Regions from separate parts of the Homo sapiens genome. Here region 1 is linked to region 2. A link is an interaction called in ENCODE POLR2A ChIA-PET data of the cell type or tissue named here. Cell type or tissue: OCI-LY7. All regions are shown on one strand.

Region 1 (2,500 bases), 72 kb after region 2:
ATAGATGTTTTAGGTGGCACAGATTATATAATATCTAAGAGACAATACAAGTTCATCCATTGTACCAAGACTTCATTGTATCAAAATACTTAACATAAATAGATGGTTGGCTAAAACATAGAAATCTTTGTTGTGCTTAGTTTTTTATTGAAACTCCTACCCCTTTGATCCTCCTACCCCTTTCCTTTCTCTCCCCTCCTTCTTTGCCAGTAGTTCAGCATACTACTTTCATCAGTCTCTCTGGAAATGAATCTTAGTCAGTCCATAGATTATTTTATTAAAAGATAATATTATTGGCCGTGTGCGGTGGCTCACGCCTGTAATCCCAGCACTTTGGGAGGCCAAGGTGGGTGGATCACGAGGTCAGGAGATCGAGACCATCCTGGCTAGCATGGTGAAACCCCGTCTCTACTAAAAATACAAAAAATTAGCCGGGCGAGGTGGCGGGCGCCTGTAGTCCCAGCTACTCAGGAGGCTGAGGCAGGAGAATGGCGTGAACCCGGGAGGCGGAGCTTGTAATGAGCAGAGATCACGCCACTGCACTCCAGCCTGGGCGACACAGCGAGACTCCTTCTCAAAAAAGAGAAAAAAAAAAAGATAATATTATTGTTGGCCGGGCGTGGTGGCTCACGCCTGTAATTCCAGCACTTTGAGGGGCCAAGGTGGGTGGATCACCTGAGGTCAGGAGTTTGAGACCAGCCTGGTCAACATGACAAAACTCCATCCCTATTAAAAATACAAAAATTAGCCGGGAGCGGTGGCTCACACCTGTAATCCCAGCACTTTGGGAGGCCGAGGCGGGCGGATCACTTGAGGTCAGGAGTTCGAGACCAGCCTGGCCAACATGGTGAAACCCCGTCTCTACTAAAAATACAGAAATTAGCTGGTTGTTACGGCAGGTGCCTGTAATCCCAGCTACTTGGGAGGTTGAGGCAGGAGAATCGTTTGAACTCAGGAAGCGAAGGTTGCAGTGAGCCGAGATTGCGCCACTGCACTCCAGCCTGGGCAACAGAGGGAGATCGTCTCAAAAAAATAAATAAATAAAATAGAATAAAATAAAGAAATACAAAAATTAGCCGGGCATGGTGGCATACACCTGTAATCTCAGCTGCTTAGGAGGCTGAGGCAGGAGAATTGCTTGAACCGGGAGGCAGCAGTTGCAGTGAGCTGAGGTCACACCACTGCACTCCAGCCTGGGTGACAAGAGGGAGACTCCATCTCAAAAAAAAAAAAAGAATACTATTGTTGGGATAGTTTTTGTAAAATACAGAAGAATATATGGTTTAATCTTCCTTCACCTCCCACAGCCATATCACAACCCTGAAAATTGATCAGAAACCTTTGCCAACCACAGATTCTACAGTTACGTCAACCTTCTGGAGCCATGGACTGGCTGAGATGGCAGGGCAGAGAAATAAGTGAGTATATTGGCCATGGAGACTGAGAAAGAAAAAAGGCAGCCCCTGGCATCTGAGAACTGGCCTGATGCTCATAATAGCTAGGCCATGTTGTTCTGTTGTACACAGACAAATCATAGAACATCAGCGTCAGATAAGATCCCTTTGGGATCATGATAACGTTTTAAGACAAAAACAATACTAATGTGTAGTCAACAGAATACCAAACACCCCCTTTCATGGCTAAGATGGGTAGATGCTACTTTCTTTACCAGTTACAGCTTTATCCTTCTGCTAATTTTCCTTCCCTATAGATAAGTTTTATACCCAGCAATAGAATGGCCTCACTTTCTGATGACACCCAGTCTAGTATGATCCTCTTCCTTAGACCCTCCCCAAAGTGACCAAACCAAAGTCCAAACCCTATACTGGGTTCTTTTCAGCAAGACTTACCTGTATACCCCGGGGTTCCATGGGGTGCACTCTCATTTGCTATAAGGGGTAATAAACTCAACTTTTTCAACCATAGGTGTGCTCTGGTGGTCTTTGACTGATAGGCCTTGACAAAGCTAATCCTTAGTCACTACTAAGAGAAAGTGCTTTATCTTACCAGCCTTTGGCAGCATTGCAAAGCTAATATGTACTGCCCATGAATGCGACTGTTTCCCCTTTCCTTAGGACATTAGCTCTTTCAGATGTTGCTTAATTATCATGTCTAGGGACTTTTCTTACGTGTAGATTACGATTTGCTAGTAGTCTTTGCCACCTTTAATTAATACTTACTTTTTAAAAGAATGCTCCTGGCCAGGCGCGGTGGCTCACACCTGTAATCCCAGGACTTTGGGAGGCCAAGGTGGGCGGATCATGAGGTCAGGAGATCAAGACCATCCTGGCTAACATCTCTACTAAAAATACAAAAAAATTAGCCCAGCGTGGTGGCAGGCACCTGTAGTCCCAGCTTCTCGGGAGGCTGAGGCAGGAGAATGGCGTGAACCTGGGAGGTGGAGCTTGCAGTGAGGCAAGATCATGCCACTGCACTCCAGCCTGGGTGACAGTGCAAGACTCCCTCTCAAAAAAAAAAAAAAAAAGAATGCTCCCTGGAG
Region 2 (2,500 bases):
TTTTCAAGCAATATCAGTGAGTGGGTCCCATCGACAGGGTTCCAGGACCTGGAACACTTTAACAGAAGGAAATGCCGAAGCAGCTTGCACAGTTGCTTTACAGACTTCCAAGAGGCTGATTCTGGCTTCAAGATGGAGCCTTGGAGTTGGTTTTTTTTTTTTTTTTTTTCTTCCCTCAAAGAACCTGCGGTTGCGCTTTGTGTGTTTTGTTTTTGTTTTCCATTTGGGGGCCCCATGGGAAAGAGCTTCTGAACTCTTTCCTTTATGAACTCCCACTGTGTTCCTATAAAGGCCCTTTTCTTTCTTAGTGTTGTAAGTTACATTTTCATTATGCCCCATCACATCTTCTTTACTGTAAAAATATTAAAAAGCTGTTTCCAAGTGGGACAGCTAATGAAGCTCTAATTATTGCAGACATATTTTTGAGATGTAAAAAAAAAAATTTAAAGTTAAATGATAAGTCTTAGAGGCGAGTGAGGAATAAAATGGATGTAAACATTTACATGGGATGCATTAGAATTCTGCTGTGTGTACTGTCTTTTGGTTGAAACAAATTATGAACAGTGACTAATAATAAAAAGTCAATACCCAATGATTTAAAATTTGCTTCCTTGCTTCTTACAATTGGATTAGAAGACTTAGATGAATTCTTATTCCAGAGGTTGAGCTAACTTACTGACCTGTTAGTATTCCTTTCACACATAAGTCTCACCAAGAGAGGAATTTGAATCACTTAAAAACTTGTAGCCAGGCGCGGTGGCTCACGCCTGTAATCCCAGCACTTTGGGAGGCCGAGGTGGGCGGATCACCTGAGGTTGGGAGTTAGAGACCAGCCTGACCAACATGGAGAATCCCTGTCTCTACTAAAAATACAAAATCAGCCACGTGTGGTGGCGCATGCCTGTAATCCCAGCTACTCGGGAGGCTGAGGCAGGAGAATTGCTTGACCACAGGAAGCGGAGGTTACAGTGAGCCGAGATCACGCCATTGCACTCCAGCCTGGGGTGACAAGAGTGAAACTTCATCTCAAAAACAACAACAACAACAAACTTGTGTTATAGACAGTAAAAAAGTCCTAAGTGCAATTGGACATTTTAACTATAATATGATTAATTTCATGCTTAATCTCCATAGGTCAATTCTCAAGGCAGAGAAACCAAGATGAAATGTATATTAAGGGTGGTTATGGGTTTTCTTTATAAGCTGCTTTTTGTGAATTTTTCAAGTGTATCTGTGACTGGGCAGAGGAAGGCTTGACCAGTCAAAATGAGTTATATTTCATGGTCTATTTTATATGAACTGTGTATTTTGTATATATTAACTTTTGTAGGGATGTGGTCTTGCTATGTTGCCTAGGCTGGTCTTGAACTCTTGGCCTCAAGCAATCCTCTTGCCTCAACTTCCCAAAGTGCGGGGATTACAGGCGTAAGCCACCGCACCTGGCTTGTCTTTTTTTAAGACAGAGTCTCGCTGTGTCACCCAGCTGGAGTGCAGTGGTGCGGTCACTGATCACTTCAGCTTTGACTGCCCTGGTTCAGGCAGTCCTCCCACCTCAGCCGTTCTAGTAGCTGGGACTACTGGCATGCACCACCATGCCTGGCTAATTTTTGTATTTTTTTTTTTCCTTTGGTAGAGACAGGGTCTCACTATGTTGCCCAAGCTAGTCTCAAACTCCTGGGCTCAAGTGATCCACTAGCCTCTGCCTCCCAAAGTTCTGGGATTACAGGCGTGAGTCACTGTGCCTGGCTGTCAACTCTGTGTTTTGGAGGTTGGTAGCTTTAGGTTTTCTGTTATTCTGATGATCCCTGACAGTCCCTTGATTGAGAAAGGGGAGAGTGTGATAGTCCCGATTGAAAAGGGGAAGGGTGTAGGCCCTGGCAGTTATCTAGTTTATGCAGAAGTGCCCTTTGGTACTGTTTGATAAGCAACATTTCTATAATCTTATGTATGAGTTAGTTAAAATTCATAGTTGTTTCTAATATTAAATTTAGTTGGCACCTTCATGTAATTAGAGGAAAATAGAAAAGTTTAGCCAGTAATAGACATTTAACAATACAACAAATAGTATTCAGATCTGAATTTCAATTCAGAAGCACCAAATTAATTTTTATCACTTTTAAGGGTTTTCTATCCTATGTCTTCAATTGTCAATTCAATTGTCCCCATATTTGAAAAATATCAAAATGTTCACAGAAAAATTCTCCAAACTTTGAAGCTAGGTAAACACTGCCTGTTTATTTGGAACCAAAATTAGGAATATCCAAATCTGCTTAACCTATTGGTAGAATAACAAGGGATTTAGGCCCAAAGATGACTTTGTGGATCACTGGAGTGCGTACTAGATATAAATAAGTAAATATAAGTCTCATCTGCTTCCTCTCCCAACATCTGATAGGCATGAGCTTCCCTTCTCCAGACTTCCCATTTTGTAGTGAAGATCTGGAAAAGCTCCTGGCATAAAGAAGGTGTGTGCGTGTGTACATACCAGAGAGGGGAAGCA

What was found. Peaks named below come from ENCODE experiments on the same cell type or tissue, not always from the same donor. Only the 100,000 strongest peaks of a DNase experiment are listed, where the experiment ranks them.
Region 1: POLR2A ChIA-PET joins it to region 2 with 5 read pairs; 4 of 35 experiments call an interaction of 5 or more read pairs at or near these places.

Annotation. Positions count from the first base shown.
Region 1 is chr16:71,655,489-71,657,988 of GRCh38, reverse strand. PHLPP2 (PH domain and leucine rich repeat protein phosphatase 2) reads left to right here. Exons shown (of 19, transcript NM_015020.3): 16 at 1,308-1,418. Among named protein-coding and RNA genes, the nearest start is that of MARVELD3, 31 kb to the right of the region's middle. In OCI-LY7, no CTCF peak of the experiment used is centred here; no DNase peak of the experiment used is centred here.
Region 2 is chr16:71,727,102-71,729,601 of GRCh38, reverse strand. It overlaps AP1G1 (adaptor related protein complex 1 subunit gamma 1), which reads left to right. Exons shown (of 23, transcript NM_001128.6): 23 at 1-602. Among named protein-coding and RNA genes, the nearest start is that of PHLPP2, 3.7 kb to the right of the region's middle. RefSeq lists a silencer at 1,476-1,545. In OCI-LY7, no CTCF peak of the experiment used is centred here; a DNase peak (open chromatin) is centred at 1,471; H3K27ac peaks cover 1,834 bases.